Regions from separate parts of the Homo sapiens genome. Here region 1 is linked to region 2. A link is a loop called in an ENCODE intact Hi-C map of the cell type or tissue named here. Cell type or tissue: CD14-positive monocyte. All regions are shown on one strand. Each heading gives the region's core, and the rest is flanking DNA. Links, peaks and the distances in the headings are about the cores only.

Region 1 (14,987 bases), core at 5,205-7,704, 230 kb before region 2:
GTCTTTCTCTGTCACCCAGGCTGGAGTGCAATGGTGCGATCTCGGCTCATTGCAACCTCCACCTCCCAGGTTCAAGCAATTCTCCTACCTCAGCCTCCCAAGTAACTGGGATTACAGGTGCATGCCGCCACGCCCAGCTAATTTTTGTGTATTTTAGTAGAGATGGGGCATCCTGCATTTCTATAGACTCTACCTCTAACCCACAGGGAGAAGCATTGCTATTGATATGATTATTTCTGAGAACAATGTCTTACATAGGTACAGTGGAAGTGGTTAACTCTTTCACAGTGTTCCTGCACTTTTCCCCACATTTCCTTCTCAAGACTATCTTGCAAGGCTTGCTGATTGCCTATTCAACTACTCTTCTTCCTCCCATCTTCTTTGCTGTGGAGCCCAGCTCTATATTGTGACAGAAATGCCAGGATATTGCTTTGCTAGCCTTCTACAGGGCCTGGAGGTGGTCACATGACCCTGTTCTGGCTAATGACAGAAAAAGGAAGTCTTCAGAGAGGCTTCTAGGAAATAGTTTCTCTTTCATAAGACAGCAATAGTGCAAGAGAGATTCCCTATTCCTTACTTTCTGTTTCTAGATGTAGCTTTGTGACATTTGGATGTGATACTTGGCTTTGTGGTAATGGGATGTGATATTTGGAGCTGTGGCAGCCATCTTGGGCCAGGATGGGAAATGACTTGTGGAAGACAGTCAAAGGGAGGGTGAGAGATAAGAAGATCCTGAGCTCCTGGGACATCCCTGAGCCTGGAACCATCTCCATTTGGACGATTCTCATTATACTAATGAGAAACTAATACTAATAAAAACTTTCTGTTAAAACCACTTAGGATCAGATATTCCGTTACTTTGCAGCCAAAAGCATCTTAATTCAAACAGTTGGGTACTATAACCTCTAGTTTACATAATTTTTAAACATTTAGCAAAAATGCATATAGTTCTTACTGTGTGTTAGGTACTGTCCTGAGGGCATTCTGTGTATTAACTCATTTAGTTTTCATAATGATACTATGAGACAGGTATTATTATGCCCATTTTACAGAAGAGGAAGCTAACGCCCAGTATGCTAAATACTGTATGAAGTCACACACCTGGTAAGAGACAGAGCTAGGGTTTCATCCTAGGTTGTCTGGCTTCAGAGGCTACAGGCTTAATTGTTATCCTGTGCTCCCTCTCTAGTAGATAGGAAATGGTTTGCCCCAGGTCACATGACACAGGTATTCTTCCAGCACCTGGTGCCACCCTTCACCTGGAGCAGACACTGGAACAGTCTGTAGACCCACCCATCCATCTCCTCACCAGTGTGCTCTCCACTGCTGTCTTTCTTCATCATCCTTAAGCTCGTTATAGTCCTGGATTTTAGTGGGTGCTAAAGCCAAGGACTAGATTTGAAGCCTCTTTTCTGCCCACCTGCTGCTCTTTCTTCCTCCCTCCTAGCTGCAGACATCAAACTGTTGCTGGCCAGGTAAGCACAGGAGGAGGATACAGGAGGGCAGGTCCCTTGTGCTGTGCATCCCACTGAGGGGATATTGTGTGGTGGCGGTGTGCACTGGGTTTGGAGTCAGATGAAGTTAAGTTCTGCAACTTCTAGCTGTGTTAACATAGGAAAATCCCTTCTCCTCTCTGAACCTCAGTGTCCTCTTCTGTACAATGGGATAATAATGACCTAACCAATAATGTTCTTTGAATGTTAGATGAGGCATACCATATAAAATGTTTAACGAAGAATCTGACACCCAGAAATCACCCAGTAAGTGAAAGATACTGTTACGAGTGGTATTACTTTTTCAATTCTCATTACCACTATGTTTGAAGTCGTTTGTGAGCTAAAATGTCTGGAGACCGCCTGCTCTGTATGAAGTGGAGGAAATCTTGGGGCATCTAGGAGGGAGGGAGAGGTGCTGATCTAGGAGTCAGAATAGCAGGATCTTAGCTCAGCTGTGAGATCTCAGTGGCTGTAAAGGGTGTGTGTTGCCTGAGATGATCCCCAAGTGCCTTTCCCAGCTGGAACAGACCACATTGTGATATGCACCAAACAGATGGCCTGCATTCTCTGTAGGAGCCTGCACAGCCCAGGTGCAGCTACCATCATTGAGGGCCCTGATTCGGTTGTTTCTCCAAAATTGGCCAAAGCTGCTAGCAGGTTTCTGTCCCATTAGCCACCAGCATGACCAGTGCCTGGTGTCTGGCATGAGGTGAATGGTTAATAAGCCTGAGTTGGATGAATGAATGAACTCCAGTATGTGAGGGAGTGGTGCCTGTGACCCCTAAAGGTGGAGCAGGTTTGGTTTCTTTTAGTATAAATATTTAGAATATGACCATGATTGCAGTTTTTGGCAAGAGTGAATCACTTACTCATGGTCATGGCCTTGAACCTAACCAAACCGCCAGCCAGCACCAGAATAAACTGCACAGAATCGCTGGCCTCAGCCAAAAGGAAATTGACTTTCTATTGACCCATGAGACAGGTCCGGTTTTTTTTTTTCTTTTAAATTTTTTACAAACAGTACAATGTCTAGTAAATCTGACCAAACCAGATACCTCTATTTATTTTTTTCTAAAACCTTGAACTGGAACAAAATTAGACCCCACATAATCCTTATTTATAATATTACTCAATGTGTGCAAATAGTAATGATGTTAACTAACATTCATAGGGCAATGCTATGTGTATTATCTCATGTATTCCTCAAACACACCTATGAAGTAGGTGCTATTTTAATTCCTATTTTACAAGCAAGGAAAAGTTGACAGCTAAATAACTTTTGCCAAGGTCACGCGGCCATTAGAAGGCAAAGTGAGCATTTTAATCATTTGAATCCAGGTCCACTTGATTCCCAAGCTGGTGCTCTCAGCTCTCTGGCTCTCCTGTGTTCTCAGCATCAGCGACAGCTGCAGTTTATTGGGCATACATTGTGAGGCAGTCACAGGGCTGAGCATTCTTCACACATGAGCTTGGTCAATCCCTCCACAGTACTATCAGGAGTGCACCATTGTTAGCTCCATTTTAGCGATGAGGAAACAGGGATTTCATGAGATTATTTAACCTGCCTGCCATCTGTGGATGGTGGTGTTAAGCGCTTCATGTAGAGTGATAGAGCTCAGCAAGCTCCAGGGCAACAAAGAATGGGGGACTTTTCCAGTGTCACACAGTGAATCAGTGGTTGAGCTGGAACAGAACTTCATTGAATACTTTTCATTCACTGCTAGGAGAATGTTGTAGTTAACAGTGGGAGGGGGACCTGCTATAAGGTCAATCTGGTGTGTCACTTGCTCTGGTGGCAGGAAAGAGTTTAGTGGATTAGAGCATATACTTTGGATCATACAGACCTGTGCTCAGGGCCACCATGGGAAAGAGCCTTCCTCTCCCTGAGCCTGTGTTTCTTCTTCTGTAGAATGGAACAATAACCATAGGCCTGCCTCTTGGGTTTGCTGGAGAAGAAAATGAGAGAACACACATTAAATGTCTGGCACAATGACTGCCATGCAGTTAATATGGAATAGCTGTTGTTGTTATGTTGTTAATTGAAATGATCCATGATCCAAAAGAGGCTTGGAAACACTGCACCATATGGAGAAGGCTTGAAATCCACTTCGCAATGACTGCCTTGTGATAGGAAGGAGATGTAAAGGCTGAAGAGTGTCTATAAGTGGTACGCAGGCACTTGGGACACACAAACACATACACACATACATGCTCCTGAAACCTGCACGCACATGTACTTGTGGCATATGTACACTCATACACACGTGCACACACATGTACACACAATATACTTGTACACACATGCTCACATACATGCACCTGCATATGCTCTCACATGGACATACACATATGGACAATATACTCGTGGCATCTATGTTTTCATACATGCATCTGCAACCCACACACACATGCACTTGTAACATACACATGCACAAACAACATACTTGTGGCATACAGATGCTCTTACACATGCACACACATGCATGGACACATGCGTCACACACAATACACTTGTAGCATACACATGCTCACATGCATATGCACACACATACATGCACACACATATACCTGTGCACACACACATTGCATCTGCACACACTCTCTCCCTTCCTTAGCCTGGTGAACACCTACACATCCTTTAGCTCTCAGGCCAAAGGTCACAGCTTTAGGGCAGCCACTTTGACTCAGGCCAGGACACTCAGGCTGAGCTATCTTGGCACCTAGCACCTCCACCTCTCATCCAAACTGTCCTCTCTCAGCCCATAGGTACTTCAGTCCCAGGCTCTGTTGCCATCACTCTAGGGAGCTTCAGGGTGCTCAGGGATCCTCCTCAGCTTGCATCTCATTGCATGTCATTGAATAATTGTAATAAGTTGCTTAATTCTACAATTCCTGCTAGAAGGCCACTTCTGTGAAAGGCAGGGATAAAGCTGACTCTTCTCCACAGATCAGAATCATTTGATGCAGACTGGCACATAGTATGTCTTCAATACCTAGATGCCATTGATTGAACAGAACCACCAGGATCTCATTTGCATGCAAGCTGAAGAATAAGCTTGTTCATATTGGGGTTACCCTGCACAAGATGTCTCCTATGGGGTTTTTAGCCACGGGGTCTCTAATGATTTGGAGCCTCACTCAGAGGAAGCCAAGCCTCAGAATGCTGTATAAATTGGTAAAAAAAAAAAAAAATCTAACTTTGAAATGCATTCCTAGTCACCAGGAAAACACGTTTTGGGGGGAGAGAATGTCTAACAAGCCTGAAATGTAGACAACTCCTTATTGCTTCTGACTGCACTTTCTCCTGGGAAGTTAGGGGACACCAGCAGTTGCCATGAGTAGGACTGACCAGTCACTGTCTGGGCTGAGGCAGACTGCTTTCTTTATTTTACAGCAGTAGGGAACCCCTTGTTAGACATAATGAAGGCAGAGGTTGATGGGCAGATGGAGATGAGAAACACAATGCCTGGTGGTAAAAAGCAGGTGGCTCAGCTTAGAGTCATTTATTTTAATTCATTCATTTATTTAAGAAATAGTTCTGGGCACTTTCTAAGTGCCAGGCACCGTGTTAGCTGCTTGGGACATAGGAGAAAATGGGATAGACGTAGTCCTTGACCTGGGGGTGCTCAAGTTTAGCTGGGGAGGTGGACAAGGAAATAGGAAACCAATATGCAGTGTGATCAGTGCTCCAGGGGGATTCAGAAGAGGAGTTCCAGGGAGAGTGGTGCTGGCTTCTGGAAGAAGGGATGTCTAAGCCAAGATCTGGAGGATGAGCCAGGCTAGGAGATGGGGAAATGTGGTATGAAGGAGGAGAACAGTCAGTGGGCAGACCTCAAAAGGAGAGACATGGCAGGAGTTCAGAGTGGCAGCAGCGGGGTGGGGGTGGTGGCAGGGAGGGCAGGGTCCCGTCATGCACAGCTCATTCCTGAGGACTGCTCCCTAGGGTGATGGCAACAGAGCCTGGGACTGAAGAGCCCATGGGCTGAGAGAGGACAGTTTGGATGAGAGATGGAGGTGCTCACGGGAACTGGGGCTTTGCATGAGGCTGCGGGAGCCTGGTGGGAGTGTCTCTGGGGAGCAGTGATGCAGACCCAGCTGCTGCAGGCCTGGGTACTGGGGATGTGGGTGAAGGAGATTTGCTGTTCACTGCTTTCTCCCCTGGCACATGGACAAGGAGGCCTAGATGACCGCTGAATCCCTCCCAGAACTGCTGTCTGAACACTGGGAACTGTGTGCCCCCCTCCCTCCCACAAACCACCCCATGCCTCTGTCTCCCTGGCCCAGCTCTTTCCATCCTGCAGTATCCACTCTGGCTGCCCCAGGCCCCCTTTTCTCTATCACTACCCAGAAGCTGCATCACTATGACCAGCTCATGTCACATCTCCGGGCCTCAGTTTCCACATTAGTGGGAAACTGATGGGAATAATAACACCACCTACTTCTTCAGCCTTGTCTTCTGCTCATTACCCAGGCAACCCTGGCCCGCTGTCACTACCTCAAGCTCATGGGGCTCTTTCTTGCCTAGAGTTCCTTGCCTTTTCCTTCCTTCCAATCCGTCTCCCCACTTTTGCCTTGATAATTATTCCTCATGTTTCAAACCCAAGCTGAAACGTTGTTTCTTCAGAGAAGCCTTCCTGAAGAGGGGCCACCACTTGTATTCTACATGAATGCTCTGCATATTTCCTTCTTGACTCTCACCCCACTGGTGTACACCTCACTTTTGCATAATTTCTGAATATCTCCTTCCCTCCCTAGGATATAAGCACCATGGGCAGTGGAGATCCCTGACATGCTCATTGCTATATCCTTTCACCTGGCACTGTCCCAGGTATAGATTAGGCACTGGGCCATGAGATGCTGAATTAATAAACGACGAACTCAATGGGTTTAATACTCTCCACATGTATGTAAGTTACTAATTATATTCAAGCCAGACCTCTAAACTAACTTAAACTCAGTTTAATAACACTCATTTATTAACTCAGCTAAATAACTGATTGCAGCTCAATTTGATAAGCAAAGACCATCACAAAATTGTAGTGTAACATGGCCCTGGCCACTAGAGGGAGCTGGGAAGCCATAAAGCCGGGTGGCCTCTAGGACCCCAACCCCCTGTAGAGAGGTGGAAGTCTAATGTTCAGTCATTTTCTATTCAATCCATTCTTTAAAGTCTATAGACTGTTATGAGTTGGAAGGCTAGGGAGAGACTGTTTAGTTCAGTCTGGACACTGAGGCCTGAGGGAGAGCAAGTTCCCTCTGCCTCCCAGGGCTTCATGGCATAGACTTGTTTCTAGCCATGACAAACCTCTCTCTCTTTTTTTTTTTTTTTCAATATTTCTATTTTCTATTATGTAGAAGAGATCATTTTAACTTCTGTCTGTCCATATTTATTGACTTTCTACTATGCGCTGGGCACTGTTTAGGTGCTAGACACTCTGGGGTACAAAACAGGCTCCTGTCTCAATAAGTCCATCGTCTAGTTAGAAAGACAAATGTCAAAAAATACTACATAGCTACCAACTGTGATTGGTGTGAAGGAGAAAGACAATGTTTGGAGACAGATAATAACAGGAACACCTAATTCATTCTCAAGTTCATCCTGAGAGGAAGAGCCATGTAGCAGAAACCTGGAGGCTGTGCAGGGCTGGCAGAGGGACCAGAAGAGCAGACCTTCTGCCCCACATGGCTCTCTGGCTTGCCCACTGCTGCTGGGTGAGTCCCGTCTCCCCTGTGGCCTTCTGCTTTGCCATCTGTGTAATTGTGCACGCATTTCAAGCCTGAGGTTTTGATTAGGAGGGGCTTGTACCTGAGCTATCTGGGGCAGCTGGTGTGTGGCATTTGCAGCTGGTGTCAAAGGAGCCTGGGGTCCAGCTCTTGAGTGAAAGGGGGCTTCCACATGGATGGCCTCACACTGAGCAATGGGCCAGGAGCTGTGGGGTGGCTTTGTTCCAGGCATAGGAGTACTGCAGCTTTAAGACCTAGCACAGGTGTGGCTCTTGGACTGCCTGCATCCAGTCACCTGGAGAGTTGCTTAAGTAGAGAAACTACTGGGCTCCACCCCCAGAGATAATGATAAGGCAGCTCTGGAGGAGGGCCCAGGAATCTGCATGTTAATGAGCTGTCTAGGTGACTCTGATGCATGCTGAGGTCTGGGAACCATTTCCCTAGATCGTCTTGTAGAAAGGATCTGTGACACTCAGGCTTTGAACTGGCCTTCATTGTGTGCTCTATGTGTATTCCAAAAGAGTTGTGGTTAAGCAAAGATATTTTACAATTCAAATCATATCCTGAGTATACTTAGGGCTCTCACTTTAAAGAAGCCCCATTTGTAATGTGAATTTCTATACCAAAGTATAGTTCTTTGGTTCTTGTGTGTTAATTTTCCTAAATGATGGGCATACCTAACTATATACTTTGCAGACTGATTAATTAAATAATGAATTGAAAACACCTGGAATCCAGCTTTGTATGTTGCGGGAGGTCAGGGACCCCGAATGGAGGGACTGGCTGAAGCCATGGGAGAAGAATATGGATTGTGAAGATTTCATGGACATTTATTAGTTCCCCAAATTAATACTTTTATAATTTCTTATGCCTGTCTTTACTGCAATCTCTAAACATAAATTGTGAAGATATCATGGACACTTATCACTTCCCCAATCAATACCCTTGTGATTTCCTATGCCTGTCTTTACTTTAATCTCTTAATCCTGTCAGCTGAGGATGATGTATGTTTCCTCAGGACCCTGTGATAATTACGTTAACTGCACAAATTGTAGAGCATGTGTGTTTGAACAATATGAAATCTGGGCACCTTGAAAAAAGAACAGGATAACAGCAATGTTCAGAGAATAAGAGAGATAACCTTAAACTCTGACCGCCGGTGAGGCTGGTGGAACAGAGCCATATTTCTCTTCTTTCAAAAGCAAATGGAGAAATATCGCTGAATTCTTTTTCTCAGCAAGGGACATCCCTGAGAAGGAGAATGCGCCCCTGAGGGTGGGTCTCTAAAACGGCCCCCTTGGGTGTGGCCATCTTCTATGGTCAAAACTGTAGGGATGAAATAAACCCCAGTCTCCCATAGCACTCCCAGGCTTGTTAGGAAGAGGAAATTCCCACCTAATAAATTTTGGTCAGACCGGTTGCTCTCAAATCCTGTCTCCTGATAAGATGTTATCAATGACAGTGGTGTCAGAAACTTCGTTGGCAATTTTAATTTCACCCCAGTCCTGTGGTCCTGTGATCTCGCCCTGCCTCCATTTGCCTTGTGATATTCTGTTACCTTGTGAAGTAAGTGATCTTCATGACCCGCACCCTATTCATACACTCCCTCCCTTTTTGAAAGTCCCTAATAAAAACTTGCTGGTTTTATGGCTCAGGGGGCATCACGGAACCTACCGACATGTGCTGTCTCCCCTGGATGCCCAGCTTTAAAATTTCTCTCTTTTGTACTCTGTCCCTTTATTTCTCAACCCAGCTGATGCTTAGGGAAAATAGAAAAGAACCTATGTGACTATCGGGGCAGGTTCCCTGATATTGTAGAAAATCTACAGCCTTCATTTCCAGAGAGGGGAGAGGAGAAGATCTGTGGCAGAGGCATAAAGAATTAAATTTCAAAGCTCAGAGTTAAGCTCCTTCAGGATAAAGCATTTATTTATCGTCAGGTTTATAATCACTGCCCATCTGGGACAGGTGAGCCCTGGCCCGTTGTCCCCCAAATGCAGCTAAATGTCTAATGCCCTTGAATTTGCCATTGCTGAGGAGGCTTCAATCCCATGGCTCCTGCCAAGGACAACAATCTGTGGGGTTGGGAACACTCTGATCCCCCTCATTCTGGGTTGCAAAAGAGCTCGGGTGGAGATATCTTGAATCATGGAAAAGTCTTGGCCCTCGGCAAGGAATATTTCATTCAGAGCCCTTATCTCCTTGACCTGCTGCTCCAGTCTCCTGGCTCATCTATAATTTTCCCATTTGTAGGGCAGTTGCAGGCTGGCCCAGGGCAGACCCAACTGAGGGCAATGGTCCTTAGAGCTATGGCCACCCTGACGTGGATGCCTGGTGAGAGGCTTGTGAACAGAGAAGACTAACTGTGGAGATGCTGACCCATTTAGCTTTTACCTGTCCCAGGATGGTTGGAGATCTCTGGGAGAGAGAGAGAGGTAATGAGGACTCAGTTTTGACCAAGGCAAGGTAAGTAAGCACTAAGGTGAGAGGTCTCTTTTCTCTGGTGGCTACTCCAAGTCATGCCAAATCACTGACCCAACCTGTTGGATCAGAGAGAACAAGCAACTGGATTTAGGGCCTAAAGATGCCCTATAATTTGCATTGGTGGAGAGGAAGGAGATGGAATTCAGAGGGACTTGGGAGACAAAATAAAAATGACAGAAACAGGAGATCAGTAATAATGGAAGAAAGGACCCATGGAAGAGAAGAAGGGAGAAGAGGTAGTTATAAGTGCTGGAGAAAAGCATTGTTTTTAGTGTAATTCTTCGTTGTACATATGAATTTTGTTGACAGGTACACTTCATGTATACTTCATGTGTGTACATGAATATTATTCACTCTCTCTCCTTTGACCTCCACTAGAGCTGTAAGACAGGCTGGTCATTTCCGAGTTACCGACCGTATAGTAAAGATGAAGCAGACTCCCTCTCTTGGCATGGCTCTTTCCTTGAAGCCCCACTGTGGAACTCCATTAAGAAGCCACCAAGTTGCTTTTGGCATAGGTCACCCAGAGTCACTGCCACTCCTTGGCAGGAGAAGGGGTACTGGCTTCCTGTGACAAAATGAAGAGTGTGGCCAGGGTACATTAATCTATTGATGCATTCATGAGGCATCAGAAGGAAAAGATAGGAGGGGAGAAGACTCAAAAGGAAGTTGACTGTTGCAAGAGAGCTAAGGCCTGTGCTGTGAATGTCTTATCAGGAATCTTATTCAGTTGGTCATAGGACAAGTGACAGAGCCTGTGGAGCAGACTGGGCAGCTAGCTCAGGACCTGCAGGAGTAGTGATCACAGAACCTGTTTCAGTAACCCCCTGCCATCGGGGATGAGAACATGGTTCCTGGAGTCATTTGAGTTCAAGTCCCTGCTCTGCCACTTTCTAGTTGTGTTCTTGGACAAGACACATCATCTCAATGGACTGTAACTTCCTCTTGTGTAAAGTGGGAATAATAATGACTGTGAGGACTAAATAAAATCAAGCTTAAAAAGCACTTCACACAATAGTAACCACTAACTAAGTATCAGCTGGAGTCATTATAATCATACTGAGTGCCATGAGTGGGGTGGCTTCTTTGCTTTTGCTTTTAAACATGCTCCTCTCCTCCAATTGGCAAATTCTTCTCTTGACTCCAACATTTCTGGGCCACCATTTTACATCTCTTCCGCCTTCCCCACCCAAGTGAATTCTGACATTTTTTTTGGTTTTGAGATTCCATTTACTGAAGAACAATTAACCTCATTTTTGTGGACAAAGGAACTGAGTCTTGGAGATGTGAAGTAACATTATTAAGTGGCTCACTGTGCCAGCACCGTTACTCAAACCCAGTGATGGGCAATACGCTCAGCCACTGCCTTTACCAGGGATGACAGACTTCACTAGGGTTACAGAAAAGCACAATAAATGCCTTGATAGGAACATGCAGAGGGAGCTAATCTCATGCACACTGTCAGAAAACTTCCCCAGGGGTTATCCAGGCTGCCAGGGATCTGGGATTTTCACAGTGGAATGCCAGGGCTGGAGGGCCTTCAGGGATCATCTAGGCCAAGAGTTTTCCAACGAGAGTCTGAGGGATGCTTGAAGGAGCCTGGCACGTGAGAGTTTTTTCAGTTGCAAGAACTATGTATTCATTATAATAAATTATGAACCCCAAAGGTTGTGCTTTTACATTTACGAGGTGATCATTTCCTTTTACAATAAATACCTGCAAAAAGCAATATTAGGTTAAAAATAGCAGCTGTGGTGCTTATGTATGGAAACTCATGATCCCAGAAATCTCATACCTGAAGTTTGGGAAACTCTGATTTTGTACAACTTTGTTATTTTGAGGAAGAGAAACAGATGCTCAGAGAGGCTCCATGACTTGCTCAATGTTATAGAGTCAGTTAGTGGCTGAATTTTGTCATATAAAAATGTATTTCATTTCCCCCAAATCCTAAGATAAGAGGAAAAGTGATACATTGAGTTTCAGGAGGCGTTTGATAAATGACTTGCAGTTCTGCCAGCAGCCTGATTCTCTGATTAGGATCTGGCTGATGCTTTCCTGTTCTTTCAAATTAATTTCTCCTTCCAGTCTTTATCTGTCTCCCAGTTCCCCTGCAGTGGTGAGACACTCAACTTTGGAGGGAGAGTTTGTGGCTGATGTCCTTTTGCTCTACTGGCCCCTCGGTCAAGAGGTTAAGTTCTGAACGTCAGTGCCCTTACCTTCTGCTGAGGAGGACAGATGCTGGGCTTTGAGTCTCATGGGCTCTGCTCTGCCTCCAACTTGTGGTGTAGACATGAGGATCCCCCCTTCCCTGGGCTGCCTCCCTTGGAGGGCTATTATGAAGGGAAAATGAGACTGGGTATTTCAGAACCTGAAAGCAGTGCCATCAAAGGGGTTGTGATCAGATCAATGTTCCCCTGTTTAGCAGCGCGAGGCACATGAGCCGTGGCTGTGAACCATCTGCACTGACCCCATAACACTGCCAGGGCTGACCCTGCTCCGACCCGAGCCCAGAAACAGCTTCTATTCACTCCTCAGCTTGGCCTGCTCTTTCTTTGAGGAAAACACTGCCATTCAGAAAATACTATCCCATGTGGGATTTTATTTTAATTTTTACAATAAGCCTCAGAATATTGACTATTATTGCTTGTTTAGTACATAAGAAACTAAAGTTTAGACCATGAAAGAGATCTGGCCCAGGTTACCCAGCTGGTGGGTGGCAATGCTGGGATCCTGGCTTTCAGACAGGTGCTCTTTTGCAGCTACCTGCAAGGTTGCCAGCCATCCTGCTCAGACTGAGAGTGCACCCCTCCTTCATTCCTGCATTTGTCATGCAAATGTCATGAGGTCTTCAATTTGTGCATGGGGAAATAAATGTGGAGGGAGAGGAGAAATGGTGATGCATGCCTGTAAGCCCAGCTACTTTGGAGGATGAGGCGAGAGGATCACTTGAACCCAGGAGTTTGAGGCTGCAGTGAGCTGTGTTTGCACTACTGCACTCTCGTCTGGGCAATAGCGAGACTGTCTGAGAAAAAAATATGGATCTTGTAACTATATTAGGAAAATCAGCTCTTTTCATACAAGGGGACCTGTTTGTGACAATTGTAGGCAATATCATAGGCAATATTTTTCATTAGAAGCTGGATTTCTAGAAGAATTCAGGCAGTATACATTCTTTGCATCTCATATAGACATTCCTTTTATCTGCTCATCCAATTACTGTTATTATTATGAATATATATTTGTAGTAGCGAAGCTTCTGATGATAGAACCAACAGGATGTATATCTACAGGCTACAGATATCTCTATCTCTGCCTCTATTTTTATCTGTACCTCTATACACAGAGACACAGAGAGAGATTTTAGGGAATTTGGTCACTTGGTTGTGGAGTTGGCAAACCCAAAACCTGCCAGGTTAACTGGCATGCTAGAGACCCAGGGAAGAGCTGATATTGCAGTTTGAATCTGAAGGTGGTCCACTGGCAGAATTCTCTCTTCCTTGGGAGACCTCATCCTTTTTCCTCTGAAGGCCCTTAGCTGATTAGATAAGGCCCTTCCACAAGACTGAAGGCAAATTGCTTCACTCAAAGTCTACAGATTGAAGTGTTGTTCTCATCTAAAGAATCCTTTCACTGCAACATCCAGATATGTTTGACCAAATAGCTGAGAACTGTGGCCTAGACGAGCTGGCACCTAGATTAACCATCACAATGTATAAATATATAATATGTAGAATAACACAAACTAATCTTTACTGAATATTTATTATCAGCAAGGAACCATTATTTCATTGAATAATTCCTAATTATGATTATTGTACAGTACCTGATACATAAATAGAAATAAATTCTGGTTTCAAGTTTAGAAGGTAATTCAGAGTAGAGGGAAGGAAGGGGGGTTGGCATCAGGTATATTTGAGTTCAAGTTCTAACTGCCAATGTCTAAGTTGGGCAAGTTACTTAATCCCTCTAAATCTCTTTTTCCTCATCTGTGAAACAGAGTTAAAAATAGTGCCCACTTCATCAACACAGCGTGTGCTTGATACCTATTTATTGAGCAAATGAATGCTGCGGGAATCTCTAGAGTTGTTAAAAGATTTAAAGGAGATAATTTATCTAAAGCTCCCATAAGGTGCCAGGCACAGGAGGAGAAGATAGTTAATTGAGCTGCCTTTATATTAGGGTTATTTTTCCTCCTGACATCTGCAAACAACAGAGTCATGGCTCGCCGCTGCTGGGATTCACCTAACAGGGACTCAGGGAAAGGTGTGGTTTTCCGGGAGGTCTTGCTTCTAAAGGCCAGGATTAAACAGAAATCTCCCTGGTCTGAGTCAAGGGCTGTTTTTTTCTTACTTCCTTGGCATCCCTCTCAGGGCAGCCAGTTCTCACTGCTCCAGAACTCCTTTCTTGGAGCTCTGGCTGTGACTGGGCTTGGCAGGGAGCCGTCTCTGAAGAACCAGGTAATGTGGTCTGGAGCCTGGTGAGTTTCCTACATCTCTGCCAGCACACTCTGCTCCTCTTTTGCAACTCTGCCATCAGCCCTGCTTCACAAAGCTCAATTTACTGCCTCACCATAGAAAATAGCTGCCTCCTTCTCCTAAGGGATATGACCTACCCTTAGAGACTCTATCAGTTAGGCTAATCACTCCCATTTATTCTGAAACAACTTGTACTATGTATGGGATTAATTAATTATGAGGACATCAAGAGTACTATAAAGTGCTTTGTATTCATAATTGATTCATCATTCAATAAGTATTATGGTGTACTAATGGCTGGAATCCAAGCTCTGACACTTACAGGCTGTGATCTTGATCAAATTTCTATCTTATTCATAAGTTTCTTTATCTGTAAAATAAGAATAATACTAATGCCATCTTAAAACGGTTATTAGGATGTTGGAGTGAATTAGTTTATATAAAGCACATAAAAACATATCTGCACACAGTAAGTGCTCCATAAATAGTAGCAATTCCTATTCTCCACAGACTTTATTACAGATTGGGACAAGTGTTCTATAAAAGCCAACAGGATGCTTTGACACAGACACACATAGTGGGCCAGGGAAACAACTTAGAAGTGCAGGTAAGGGAAAGGCTCACTGAGCTGGTAATATTAATTTGAACACTGAAGGATGAGAAAGAGAGGGAAAAAAGAAATAATAAGGAACAGTATGTATGAAAACTTTGAGGCCTCAAATAACTTGGCATATTCATGAGATTAAAAAAAGGCTCATGTGGCTGGAGCAAAGGGAAGGAAACAATAGCAGTAGTTAACACTTACAAA
Region 2 (14,987 bases), core at 8,215-10,714:
AGATTTTGACTGTTTCTCATTATTATTTATCCAACAGATACTTAATGAGCACTTCCTAAGTGCCCGGACCTCTGCTTCATGTGAGAGATGTATCTGAGAAGGGGACGGACATGCACCTAACGGTGCCAGCGATGTGGCCATTATGAAAGATCGTGATGTTGTAGGAACATACAGAAGGAACACTGTGCCTAATATGGGGATGGGAATAGGATCGAGGGGATGTTCCTAGAAAAATTAATGTTGAAGCTTAGACCTTGAGATAAGTAGTGATTTGCCAAGGAGGGAGAACCTTGCACAAATGCCCAGACCAGATTCGAGAGAGTCATGGGGCATGGAGAGGAACTGAATAGTGTCCTTGAGCTCTGCCGAGGAGCACAGACTTTATCTGGAGGGTAACAAGGAGCAAAGAGAGCTTATGAGCAAGGGAGTGAATATTTAGGTCTGTGTTTTTAGAACATCACTCCATCTCTTAAAACTTATTTTAGGAGACTTGGCTGAGAGCTAGGGCTCTCATTCCTTTAGACACTTTCTAGTTCAGTTTTATAAGGGACAAGTTTATTCTGAAGGACTCCAGGAGAGGCACCATCAACATCCTCACAGTGCTGCTGTGCTGGCTGTTGCTTCGCCCCTGGGGCCTCTCTTGTTTTGCCCTTTAGATTCTTGTTGTTTTTGCCCCACTTTCCTTGTAGATATCTCTTGTTTTCTCTGTAGTTCCCTCATCGCTTTCCACGTAATTAAGGCATCTTCCTGGAGCTACTGAGGGTTTGTGGTTGCCTGGAGAACCACAGCAACAATGTCATGAGCTCCCCCACCCATCCCAGGGAGCCCTGGGATCAAAAAGTCAGCTTCAAAGCCTAGTTGGAAGTAGTCAATGCAAAGCCAAAAGTCAACAAACATTTCTCCAGAGTCTTGGCACCAGAAGGCCTTTCTCTTGTTCCTTTTACTCAATTCCCAGCTGGTTAGCAGCCTGAACTTCTGCCTACCATCCCCTTCCATGGCAGCTCCCAACTGTGCTGTAAGATTATTGAGGGAGGCTAGGAATAGAGACTTAATACTGAGAAGACACTTAAGCACTTGATCCAATCCAATTCCCTATTTTATCAAGAATACCGTCCTGCTTCCTGACTTCCTGACTTTTGAAATGAGCTAGTATGGGTGCCTGACACTGCTGGTTCTGGTTTGAGCACATACAGTCACTGACTACGTGGACTCAGGAAACTATTTCACTTCTTTGGGCCCTGGTTTCCTTTTCTGTAAAGTGAGAATAATAATCCCTGCACTGCCTACTTCACAGGGTTATTTTGAGGAGGAGAAAATGACTCTATAGTTGCATTCAATCATTTACGAAAACATATATTGATTACTCAGCCATGTGCCAGCTAAAGGGGGATGAAAGCTCCTGTTAAACTGTAACGTGTTACACAAATATCACATTCTCAGATGTAGAAAACTCATTATCGACTGGGTCAGACTGGGTGTGTTTGTCCTGCTTCCCTCACCTGTCTTGCCTCCAGTTAGGTTCTTGGGTATTGCCCGCATGTAAACATTCAAGGCAAAGCTTTAGCAAGAAACCTAATACATAGAAAGTATTGACTAGCATTAGAAAGAGCTATGGTGACAAGGCCTCTGTGTATTTGAAAGCTTCATTAAGTCCCGCTGCAGACGGCCATATGTGATAGGATGGTATATCACACTTTTCCTATTATTCCAGTATTGACAAGTAGAACCCCAAACAATGGACAAAGAGGATCTAGTGCCACATTCTAAAGATTGCCAGCAATAGCTGGAGCCAGAACACTGTTCCCCCCACAAATCCCCAGGGCTTCTTAAAAGTCAAAACTGGCCCTGCTACCATGAGCCTTTCCGCTTTCTCCTCCCTCCTTCTTTCTAGGCTATGTAAGCAGACGTCTAGGAAAGGAGGAAAGGGAGGGAGAAGGAGTCATTACAGGAGTCAGACTGTAGGGAGGAAAGTGTTCATGGAAGGATCTATAGGGTTTAAAATCCCAATGGGAAAGAGATGGGATCCTCAAATTAGAACAATTCAGAGACGGTTTGCTTGTAAGGAGGAGGCACAAAGGCTGATGCAGTCACCCAGGGGTAGTGGCAGCAGAGGTGTTTCTAATTCTAAGCCCAAAGGGACGAAAGGAGGGAACTGCATTAAGAACCAGAAGGAGAGAGCCATCTTCAAATCTTTTAGAAATATTTTCCAGTGGTCAGGCAAGAGATAATGGTGGCCCTAATATAGAACTGTCAGGACAGTTGGAGAAAAAGGTGAAAGTATGAGAGCTATTTTGAAAACAGACTTATCAAGCCTTGTGGATGGAATGAATTAAAAAGAAAGAGAGGAGAAAAGGGCAACTTGTAGGTTTCAGGCTTGGGAAGCTGGGTTTTGCTTGGGAACATGATAGGGGTTTGGGGTTGGGTGGGAAGATCCACTCAATTTTGGACCTGCCAGGTTGAGATGAAAACATCTAGGTGGAGGTGTCCAGCATTCAGATGGATATGGCATCTGAGGCTCAGAAGAGAGACATCAGCTGGGGATGCAGAATTACATGTGAACAATAATAATTACATGTATTAAAGGCTGTCATGTAAGATGTCCAAGATGCTGAAAATATGATGCTTAGTGAATGAAGAAAGCAGCTCTTGGCATTTTGAAAAATTGTCTTTGCTACCTTGGAATTATGGCCACTCCTGAAAGAGATAATACCGTTATGCTCTCTTATGGTAATTACTACCCACAAAACAGCTGTTTTGCAGTAGAGGGAATTAAGGTTCAGAGATGTGAGTATAGTAGCTAGGATTATTACCCTTGCAAGTGACCAAAAGTCCTGTTTAAACCAGTTTAAATGAGCAAAGGAATTCATTGGCTTAAATCCAGGGGTGGCTTTTGGTTTGGGGCACAGTTTGATCTAGGAGTTCAGAGAATGTCATTGAGACACAGTGTGTCTACTTTTATATTTGCTCTGCTTTTCTCCATTCATGTATTGGCTTTACTTCATAGCTGGCTGTTTCGTGACAGCAAGATGGTTAGAGCAGCTCCAAGCCTCACATGCTCATGACCTCAAATCTATTGAACAGATAACCTTTCTCCCTCAGAAGTCCAGTTACAGTTCTCAAGTCTTTTCACTGGCTCTAACTGGGTCCTGTTCTCAGCCGTGGCCCATCACTGTGGCCAGAGGGATGGGATCTGCCAACTGGGGGAAGGGTCAGTCCCACCTAAACATTATGATTTCACAATAGAGGAGAGGTATATCCACAAGTGAAAAACAGGGTGCTATCACCTGAGAATTCACTTCACTCAAGTGAAGGAAAAAGACAAAATCCAGTGATCCAGGAAGAAAAGGATCTGTTTGAGGTCACTCAACTTGTTAATATCAGGCCAAAGCTAGATCTCAGGAGTTCACCCCACTTACTTTCTTCCACACTCTATTGCTACTTGTTTGATTTGTTTCCACCAAAGTTCCCAGAGACTTAAGGTGGTCAGAGGTCAGGAATGTGTTAACAGCAATAAGGGTAGTGATAAAAACATTCAAGAGGTCCCAAGTCATTCAGGATCTTTCTCTGGCCCAGGGTCACCAGTTGGCCAAAGTTGGACTAGAGAGTGACAGGGGAAAGGCACTGCCCAGGCTAGTGGGCAGGAGGACAGGTGAGCTGGAGAAGCTGCTGGAGACCCTGCCCAGGTCATACTCTTCTGGTCTGGCAGAAGTCAGACCTCAACATCCAGGGGACTTAGAAGACCTGCAAAGGGAACCAGCCCACAGAGGTTTCTAAAAGCGTCTTCAGTTCATTTTTCACTGCCAAGTTCTTCCATGTGACTTTGGCATTTTTTTTTTCTCTCTGCCTTCTCTGTCAGAAAGTTTTCCTGGTTTTGGTTATTTTTAGCCCAGTGTGGGCCCTTGGGGACCATCAAATCCAACTTTCTTGTTTCACAAAAGAGAGAAATGAGACTCTGTGTTTGAAAGCAAGTTGATTAAGTTCACACACTTTACTATCAGAGTCATCCTCCCACCCATGTCTCCCGACTTCCAGCCCAGGGATCCCACTGTACTTGGTTGCCTCCACCTGTCTCTTAATGATCTCAGTAAAGTGCCTGACTGGCCTCTGCCTTGTTAAGAGCTAAATGGCCTCCCAGGACTCCCAGGTGTGAATAGCTTTTACCTAGAAATAGAGTGGGTTCCCAAAGAAGATTTGCAAGTTGGTCTTTGGAAACTCAGAAACACAATTTCCCTAGGAAGATGGTTTTATATGTTTATAGGTTCTCAGTCTCACTTGCAAATCCCATAGAACCTGAGATAATACGTGCCAACGTGAAAATCAATAGCACATGACTGTTAATTCCTGTGTCTCCTGCTAAGGGTGGGGTACTGAACCACACTTTGGCACTTCTCTATAGAAAGGCTTTAGGGACCTCCGCAGGATATTTATTCTTTGGGAATTAGCTTGCAAGCAGTCTGGGACCCATTTACTTTCTTTGCTCTTTGAAGGATGGCTTCACTTTTCTCCAGGGCTGGCTCCAAGAGCTCATGATTTGTGCGCGTTGCACAGGGACCCACACTCAGAGGGCCATGCATGTGGTTTAATGCTCTGCTGTAGCCGTCCTGAAATCCTGAATAATTTTTTCTTTGAACTTGTGTTCTATAGGTAAAGTCCAATGAGACAGTGGAGCATGCATGGGATCAGAGGAAACACGTGTAATCTATGGGTCCACTGCCATTCCTTGCCTCCCCACTCACATATAACATTTAGGATGCCCTGGACAGAGAAGTCAACTGTACCCAGGACACATGGAGTGCAGTGAGAATCACAGCGAATACAGAGTGTGTTACATCTACTGGGTAAATGGGGACACTGACAGCCCCCAGGGGCCATGCTTTCTGTTCAGTGGCATTCTGAGAAACACAAATGACCAAGGATCCCTTTCATATCCTTTCTTACTCATGTTACTTCCCTGTGTTAGCCACCCACTGAGGCTGAAAATGGTGACACAGAAGGAAAGGGAAATGTGGATGGCCTATAGTGTCTTCTCATTTTACTCCTTCCTTCCTCGCCAGTAAGCTGAAGATAGTGTTGGTAGAATATGCACATGTCAAGAAGTAAAATAAACACAGTTGAGTTTGTTTTTCTTGGCAGCATTTCCACAGTTCTGATGAGGAGGCAATACCTATGCATGTGTGAGCTACCAGATACAGAAAATGTAATTTCAGTGCTTCTACATCAAGCTAAATGCTGTGACATTTAAACTAATATTTAAATGTTATATTTTAAAACTAATATTCTACAATATAAAGACAAGTGGTAAAATTGATGCTGATAATTTTAAATTGTTCTTAGAGCTACATAAATAGCAAAGTAAAAACACTATGATGAGTGGAGAAAGAAGCCATGGAATAAAGAGAAAGTTTTATATTTTGTATCTTTAACAGCACTTTTTTCCTGCCTTTTGAACAAGGAACTCCACATTTTGATTTTGCCCTGTACTCTGCAAAATATGTAGTCATCCCTGCCTCTCCAGCTTCAGTATTTACCTTCTCAAGTTCTGTTCCGTCAATGGAATAGCTGTAACATAACTTGCCATTTCAATCCACCATTAATGCCTAATCATTGCTCTTTCAAATATTAAGTTGTCACTTTTGCTTACTACTATTTGATTTATAAAGGTGTGTATTAGTTTGCTTGGGCTGCCATAACAAAGTACCACAGAGTGGGTGGCTTAAACAACAGAAATTTATTTTCACACAGCTGTGGGGGCTGGAAGTCAAGAGCAAGGTGTGGGCAGGTTTGGCTTTTTTGAGAATTATTTCCTTGGCTTGAAGTCAGCAGCCTCATGTGGTCTTTTCTCTGTGCTTGTGCACCCCTGGTGTCTCTCTGTGTGTCTGCATTTGCTCTTCTTATAAAAACACCAGTTAAATTGGATTAGGGTGCACCAATATGACCTCATTTTACCTTAAGTGCCACATTAAAGGCCCCATCTCCAAATACAATCATATTCTGAAGTACTGGGGGTTAGGTCTGCAGCACATAAATTTAGAGAGAAATACAATTTGACCCACCACAAGAACTTTCTCACTTTTTCTTTTTATAGTAGCCTTGAGAGAGCAGCCAGGACACACATCTTGCAAGTCTATTCATTCATTCAACAAATATTTATGAGTACTTACTAAGCGCTTGATGCTGAAGATGTAACAATGAAGAAAACAGGCAGCTTCCTGCTCTTGTGGAAGTTAGGTTCTAGTGGGAGAGACAGACAAAACATAGTAACAAATAAAACAATCACAGACTGTGAGAAGTAGAAGTAAGATAATATAAATAGTGCTGTGATAGAAAATAAAGTGGGTGAGATTTTTGGTAGGGTCATCACGGAGGGCCTCTCTGAGGAGGTGACAAACATTGAGAAAGATTCCTTAAAAATGCAAAGAGCTCGGGAGAGGAAATTGCTCAGCAGAGGAAACAGCAAATGCAAAGGCCCAGAGATGGGAAAGAGCTCAATATGGTCTAGACACTGACTAAATGCCAGCGTAGTGGAGGTATCAAGTGTAATGTGGAGCATGGAGTGAGATGGCAGGAGCGGGATCGTGTGGGGGCCTCTTCTGCCTTAGTTAAGGAGTTGAGAATTTATTCTGAGTGCAAAGGGAAGTCACAGAAGGGTTGCTGTCAGAAGGGCGGCATGATCTGTTCTGCAGTGTGGGGGATGGGTTGGCAGAAGAAAGGTGTGGGAGATGGGGAAACTGAGTCCTACAGGCGATCACTTACTGGCTTTCATTCACACAAGTTCCAAACGGCAGTACTGGTCAGGTACTTACATTACATTCCTATAAACATGGAGCAGGGCGCCCTCTGCTGTTCCAAGTAATTCTTAATCCACATTGATGGCAAATCTAGGAAATGAAGAAAGAAAACTCCCCGACGCTTAATTATGGAATATACAGGAATCCTCCAATCACATTTCCAAAATTCATACCAAAATTTTGAGGTGAAGAGAAGGGGGCCTGAGGAAGCTCCCAAATAACAGGTTGACTGTTCTTAGGAAAGCTGGGTTGAAGATGAAATCGACTGGCCTTTTTATTTTTAAGAGTAATTAATCACTTGAATTACTCTTACTGTTTTCTAAAGAATTATACATGCTCATTACAAAAAAATCAGACACTACACCAACACAAAAGCAACACATTACTCCATATTTTACCATGTGGGAGTAACAAGTACTTTTGATGAATATTACTTTAGACATCTCTCTGTGCCTGTATATGTACACATCCTGTTGGATAAAAACGTCCTCAGTAGAGATCCCTCTAAAGTTAAAGACATTACTGAAGCATTTTTAAAAACGGACTCATTTTTTGAGCCACACATTTCAATTTTAGTTATTATAGATTGTCTCAGTGTTGTAAAATAGTGTTACAAAACATAACTCATTGTTTCGTTTTTCCATTTTTCTTAGCTCTGCAATGCCTTCTTTCATCTTCTTTATTTTATAATTTATCTTAGAGGTATTGTTTTACGGAATTCATATTCTTAATGAGCTTTTCTCTCTCGGCAAATGTTTCCTGCAAAGGGTCAGGTAGTAAATATTTTAGGCTTTGTGGGCTAAAAGAACTTGGTCACAACTGTTCAGCTCTGCTATTACAGCGTGAAAGCAGCCAGAGACAATACGTAAATGAATGAATGTAGTTGTGTTTCAATAAATGTTTATTTACAAAAACAGGAAGTGGGCCACATTTGGCCCACAGGCTGTCATTTGCTGACCCCTGTTACAAAAGATAAGATAATTACTGTTTACTCTTCCTTTCATCTCACTCTTTTCCAGGTTTTGCTTATATTATTTTCACTTTGTTAGGACTTAATGATACATTCCCTTATACTACCTTCAAGGCCACACAGGATTAGCCTTAGCTGTGAAATTAAATAAACATGGTGTTCCACATGAGTTCTTTTCATCACAGCTTTTTCACTCGAGTTCTTTATTATTTTTCATCTCTTGTTCGATGGGATTACTTGCCAGTTGTGTGTAGTTTGGTTTTGTTTCAAAAAGAGTTCATGAGTATTATATTTCCCGAGCTCTTGCGTGTCAAAAAATATCTGCCCTTTATCTCCATGCTTGGTGACACCCTAGCTTGGTACAATATTTTTGAATCATGTTGTTTCTCTCAGAAGTTGGTGGTCATTACTCCATGTCCCTTGGTACTGGAGTTGCCATGGCAAAGCCTTGAAACCACTTGACTTTTTCCCCCTATAGGGGCTGACTTGCCGTTTTCTGCCTAAATGTCAAATTTTTTTCTGGATTCTTAACACTTAACAGTTTAACCAGGAAATTTCCCAATTTAGACCATTCTGTATCAATTTCTCTTGACATAATTGTCCTCTTTTTTATCCATTAATACCGTTCTTCTTTTCAGAAAACTTTTTAGGTTATATCTTTGAATTCTCTTTTTTCTTTCCTTGTACTCTAAGGATGTCAGTTGTCTTCACGTTGGATAATTTTTTCTCTCTGTATCTACCTTTATTTTAATTGCTTTGTCTTTTCATCCTGCATTTTCTATGACTGTCCCCAGCCATCTCTCCATGACATTTGCAGCTACATTTTTCTCTCCTTTGCAATTTATAACTTATTACATTTATAACTCATTGTTTTGTTTTTCAATTTTTCTTAGCTCCACAATGTCTTCTTCCATCTTCTTTATTTTATAATTTATCTTAGAGGTACTGTTTTACTGAATTGATATTCTTAATGAACTCTTCTCTGTAATTAAGCGTTCAAAAAGAACTTGCACTTCACCTTTGAGTTTTATTTTCTTCCTGAGGGTTTTTGGTTTTGGTTTTGTTTTGCCTTTTTCTTGCTTACTACTTATTTTGTAGTAGCAGATTTGCATAATTTTGTACTGTTTCTTTTCATTTTGCTCATGCTTAACAGGGAGCAGTTTTGTTTGTAGTTTCTGTAAAATGACGCGGATGGATTCTCCTTGATGTCTTTCTCACTTTATCTGGAACTATCGTGTCTTCTCCTCACCAAAGAATCAGTTTCAGAGGTGGGTGTGGCTTTCTATTTATTTTTTAATTAAAGCATATTCTTTTGAATTCTCAGTATTTCGTTGACTACCTTTGCTTTTGGGAGAAGGGCTGGCCTTAGAAGTTGTACCAGTCATATCAGAATCTTTCTTTTCATGGATGCCAAACCTTATGATTCAAGCAGTACCCTTTCCTCTCTAGCCGCTAATGTATTATTTGGCTTAAAAAATAACCATTTCATCAGGTGGGGAAAGAAGTTTCTGTGATCCTGTTTTGCTCTGCTATCTTTACGTGGAGTTGGGTGTTAAAGCAAGAGCCAGGTGCATTTTTGGGAGGAATTAGTTATGAAAAGAAACAGACCAGATGATTTTTGAAGTTTCTTTTAGCTCAACATACTGAGATACGACTATTATGACAACAGGGGTCGCCCGACCGTTGAAAATTACCAAGTTCAACAATGTAATAGTAAGAGGCATTGCAATTGTCAGACCACTAGAGGGCAGATCTTGGCCACAATTGGAAGTAGTCACAGTAAATAGTTACTATTGTCAAATGAATTGTGCTGGAGCTCCTTTAAACTTTTACAAAAAAATCTGAAAAGGACAAACTGCAGGGAAACCGAGCTCAAATTATCTGACAGTTGGGGGCTACTCATTTGTAAAAGGGGTCCCGTGATTCTCTGTCTTGCCATCTGTATCCATCTCCCCTTAGGTGTTCACTTTTGCCAATCCCCCCGTCATCCAAGCTTGAAAACTAGTAAAGCATGCCCAGATCCTCCATTCGCTGTGCTATTTTCCAGCTGGCAGGTAGAAATTTGAAACACCTCGCCCAGAGTTACAGCCGCCCAGCTCATAAATGGTGAAGACCTGAAATGGAGCCCACCTTGCTGGCTCCTGTGCCTTCTGAACACCTCTCCAGGAGAGCAAGCTCTTGTCACTGATACTTCACTTCTAGCATTGAAACCGCAAGAGAAGCAATACCAGCAAGAGATGAATCAAATCCTCCCTTCAGCCCTTGCTGTTGGCAGCTCCCTATGGCATTCTGAATCATTACCCTGGACAGACTTTTGTGACCCAAGGATAAGCCTCCTTACAACAAAGATAATAGAAACCTGCCTTTGCTGCCAAGGATGTTTCATTTGTCTCTCATACTGGGTCTTGCTGCTGGAGGTAACATTTGCCAGCATAAACTTTCAGCCTGCTGTTTACCAAATTCCTCTGTACATCACTCATCATGCTTCACCAGGGAATTCAAGGCTTATTTTGCCCTCCTGGACTGCTTTCCTAGCCTTAAGTCTTTGGCGACACATTACATCACATACATGTAAGACAGATGCCTGCTTTTCCCTCCACTCAGGGAAGCTCTGAACCCACGATGTCAGTAAAATCCTGCTAAAGTTTTCAGATCAGGATGTAAGTTATGTGCTCTGTTAGTAATACAAATTGGGAGTATCCTTGATATGACTGTGTCCTTACAAGAAGAGATGTTTTATTTTCTTCATGTAGATTTAGTTTGGGCTATCCCAGAAAAATCACTGTTTTCTCTTGGGAAATATGTTGGCTTAAATATTGATAGATCTTCCTAAGACCTGATTCCTCCCAACAGGCAGCAGGCAGATCTGATGTTTTGTTTCAGCTGAGCTGTAAACATGATCTGCAGCTGGTGTGGTTTAGTTCACTGTGGATTAAAGTGTTCTGTGTCCCCCAGTCAGATGAACATATGTAGAGAACTATACTTTCTAGTGGCCTTGTCTGGAGCCCAGAATAGTGGAAAGGATATGTTTTTATTGTGATTTATTCTATCAAAGAAATAAATTGGGCCTTAAATTAGGGAAGGGGGTAGGTTTGCTTTTTCATTCCTCTGGGGCTGAAGCAGGTAAGAGTTTGGACTCAATGGGCAAAAAAGACAATAAAATTCTCATGGGGGAGATGAGCCAGTTCTTGAAAGGAAGGAAGGAGGAAAAACACTCTCAGACCTATGGATCATAGGAGTGGTTCTATCTCGTATCAGTTACAAATTTTCATTTTCCTTGCATTATTATCAATATTTCAGTAGACATCAGACCTCACAGCTTAGCATGTGCTGGGTTAAGGAGAATTAGGAAAAGGTCTGTGTTCTTCTGGCATGGGCTATACCAAGACAGGGGCTGTGTCCCTTGGGCTGTGTTCTTTGAGAACATCTTGCAAAAAGATCCTGAGAAACAGTTGTGAGAGGTGACCAGCAGAGGGGCCTACAGCAGTGGTTCAGAGTAAGAGATGGCCAATGATAATCAAGGTGGATTTGTTATTGTGTGAACTATTTCCTGAGAATTCTCAGGAGTAAGAAGGAGGATAAAATATAGCTATTATACAATAAATTGATAAAATATTGAATGGGGGTTTAGATAGAATTATTTGGCTATTAAGCAGAAAGCCTCCCTTGAATGCTAAAGAACCTTGAGAAATTATGGGTACATATTGCTAGAGCTTTCCTCTTTGGTTTTCTGTGGCTTTATATCTCCTAAAATAAACTCACATGAAAAAGATTGAGATCACTGTTATTGAGAAGTTCAAAGAAGAAAATTTTTAATTGCATGATTGATTTCTGTGTGGATTATACCTAAAGACAGAGAAAAAAAGCAGAGTGAGTTCCATTGCTAAACAAACATACTTTTAGTCCTAGAGGGAAATGCAAGATGCCTGCAATTCAAAGAATAAGGTTATTAAAACTAGAAGCATATTTGGAGAAAATGAAACCAAGTAGGTAGCACAAGGAACAGCCTATTTAATCTTTTAATGGTTTCTAAAAGGTAATGGGAAAACCTGGTATCTTAAATGAAGTGAATTTAATGTTATTAACCTCCAGTTCCAGGTGTATGGAATAAAAATACAAATCTCAATATAGATGTAACTGGCTGTTGCCGTGTGACCCATGTTAAGTAAAGTACTCAGTATAAGAAATATTGAAAAACTGATGAATGAATAAGCGATTTGGGGAATAATTGGCAAACCATTTGGGAAAAAATTATCTTAGAGCCATATTTTATATGATGATACACTAGATAATTGTTTTTAACCCACTGAAGATGTTGCTTCCTTCCTGTGGTGATAAATTTAATTTCCTTTGGGAGATAACCTCTTCTGTATATGCAGTGTGGGTGGGACTATAAATTCTCTGCCCTTTTCTGGTCACAAGGTGGCTGTCGCCGAAGTCAGGACAATTGGAGACAGTTTCAAGGGGCTGTGAATGGAGCAACAACAAGAAAAAACACTCATTGAGCACCTGCTCTGGCAGAGATCCCTGTTCCCATGGAGCTTACATCCTGAGGAGTGGGGGTGGAGATGGGTCGAGGACAGTGAGTGTTCCTTCATTTCACTCCTGTATTCTTTTCAGGTCTGCCGGAGCTGCGTGATCTTTCCATCTCCAAGCCAAGCTCCTCAGGTTTTACTTCAATTACATCCACTCTCCCAATTTTTCCAACAAATATTATTTTTGCTTATCTCGAGTCAACTTATTGCTTGAAAACAAAGATGTCTAGTAATTTCATATGGCTTAAAGAAGTGATTTGCAAGCTTCAGATGCAGAAGAATCACCTAGAAGGTGGTTAAAAATACATGTTTTCATGGTCCTTTGGAATAACTTTGATTACTAAGGTCTTCCAAGGGTAATGGGGATGGGCGTTAAAACAAACAAACAAACAAACAAAACAGGTAATCTGGTGCAGGTGATGCTCAAACCACTCTTTGAGAATCACTAGATTAAAGAGTTAATTGATTTTTCTTAAGCATAGAAAGACAAGTAGAAAGTAAAACTTTTATAAGATGAATACAGGGATGACAAATTTCTATTGCTTTGAAGTAAATAGAAACAACTACAAAGGAAATAATATTGATATACTCATGTGAATAAACATTAAACATCTGTAAATTAAAAATTAAAATTAAGGGATAAGAAGCAAGACAGAAAATGTTTTTCATCAAATATGACAGTCTAATATCTATAATAATCTGTGATGAGCTCATTTAAAATTAGACATAAATGGATAAAAGGGTTTATTTTCTATATGAAGGGGAGCACAAATAGAAACACAGAAGAGTGCAAATGGTGAAGAAACACGAATAGTAAAGAAACAGAAATCAATCATGCAATGATTTTATATTAGCTCATGAAATAATCAAGAAAGTGAAACCAAAGTAAAATAAATCATTTTACACCTGCTAAATTAATAACAACAAACAATTCCGAGAAATGCCAACACAGCACTAGCTAGGTTAGGCTACAGTTGCTATACTCAGGCCCTTTTGTGGCAGTTTAATTGAGGTTGAGAAAACTCTCAAAAAGCCGTATTTCCAGAAATAATGAAGGTTCTCCGTCTTCTCTATTCTTAAGGTTTATGAAACCTAGAAGTCAAGACTTCTATTTTAGGACTTATTAATATAAAGGGTTAGATCCCAATTTACCCAAAACTTTAGGAACCCATCAGCCCCTCAGATCTGAGGCCAGCTGTTCCTTAGAGGACTAAAGGCCAATGTTCAACACCTCCCTATGCTGGGGCCGTCAGATTTAGCTCATCATCATTATCATCATCATCATCCTCAAACACATTCAAATGTGTTGCAAAGCACACTTATAATAAAAAATTACTCACTGCTTATCTGACATTCAAATTTAACTGGGCACCCTGTATTTTATCTGACAACCTTACCCCAAGCACACATACCTCAGCCTTTCTTTCTAGGAAGCTTTCATAAAGACACCCATTGAATGGTTCATGAAAACCTCCAGCTTCAGGCATTAGTGGTGCAAAAGCTTAGATCTTTGATTTCTTAGCACCACAGGAAAGGGGAATGGCATTTTTCAGGGCTTCCAATTTGCTAACTCAAGCAGCAACTCTGAATTCAGAATCTACAGTGACTCTCAGCTGTGTCCCTTGATCCTTGATCTTCAGGCTGGATCCTGTTGCCAGCAGCAACTCCAGGAGCAGGAGGATTCTGCATCAGCCACAGACCAGCCCAGAGGAAGAAACAGTTAATTTATCTGAACTTTGGTTTCCCTGTGAGTACAGAGCATGGATAATACTACTGCTCCTGGGTAAAAATAAGACTATATAATTTCATTTGTTTGTATCTACAAAAACAAAACAAACAAAATTTAAAAAAAAAATCAGCTGGGTGCAGTGGCTCACGCCTGCAATCCCAGCACTCTGGAAGGCCGAGGCGGGCGGATTCCCTGAGGTCAGGAGTTCGAGACCAGCCTGATCAGCATGAAGAAACCCCATCCCTACTAAAAATACAAAAATTAGCTGGGCGTGGTGGCTTATGCCTGTAGTCCCAGCTACTCGGGAGGCTGAGGCAGGAGAATCACTTGAACCTCGGGGGCGGAGGTTGTGGTGAGCCAAGATCATGCCATCGCACTCTAACCTGGGCAACAAGAGTGAAACTCTGTCTCAAAAAAAAAAAAAAAAATCAGAGGGATAAATGAGGGACAAATCAAATGGCTCCCATTAAAGGTTAAGCACGGGAATGGCGTTAGACAGGGACAAAGACAGGAAAGTTACTTCTCAGTGTATAGCCGTTTGTGTCATTTTTATTTAGGAGCCACTTTGGCAGTGCTCTTGTGAGAACGACATGAGGTGATGCATGCCCAGCATCCTGCATACTCCGGGCTATTTGCAAAATGCTAGTACTTCCACTGCAGCACCTTGAGCCTCCCACAGGGACATGCTCCTTATCTGCACCTGCTGGTCTATATGCTGAGAAATGACGGAAGTAATCACCTGTGTCCTTAGCGAGCTGCTCTAATATTTATTCACATGAAAACTATGGTGACTCTTCTTCCTGTGCTTTCTGCCCTCTTTTCTTCCTGCCTTCTTCCAGCCATGTCAAGTCCAATTTGGAGCTTCATAAATAGTTCCGGCTCACTACTGCCCACCCCTTTTTCTTTCCACCAGTTAAATGCTACCCGGTTTTCTACAGCAGAGCAGTAACTTATTGTCTTAGATC

What was found. A loop is a pair of places that touch in the nucleus more often than their neighbours do. Peaks named below come from ENCODE experiments on the same cell type or tissue, not always from the same donor. Only the 100,000 strongest peaks of a DNase experiment are listed, where the experiment ranks them.
Region 1: a loop joins it to region 2, with 3 times the contacts of the local background. A loop is called at or near these places in 55 of 110 quality-filtered maps.

Annotation. Positions count from the first base shown.
Region 1 is chr5:148,949,372-148,964,358 of GRCh38, reverse strand. No RefSeq gene overlaps it. Among named protein-coding and RNA genes, the nearest start is that of MIR584, 110 kb to the left of the region's middle. RefSeq lists an enhancer at 7,370-7,942. In CD14-positive monocyte, for the core only: CTCF peaks have their summits at 6,364 and 6,565 (motif pointing right); a DNase peak (open chromatin) is centred at 6,578.
Region 2 is chr5:148,725,619-148,740,605 of GRCh38, reverse strand. No RefSeq gene overlaps it. Among named protein-coding and RNA genes, the nearest start is that of HTR4, 79 kb to the right of the region's middle. In CD14-positive monocyte, for the core only: CTCF peaks have their summits at 9,281 and 9,482 (motif pointing right); a DNase peak (open chromatin) is centred at 9,465.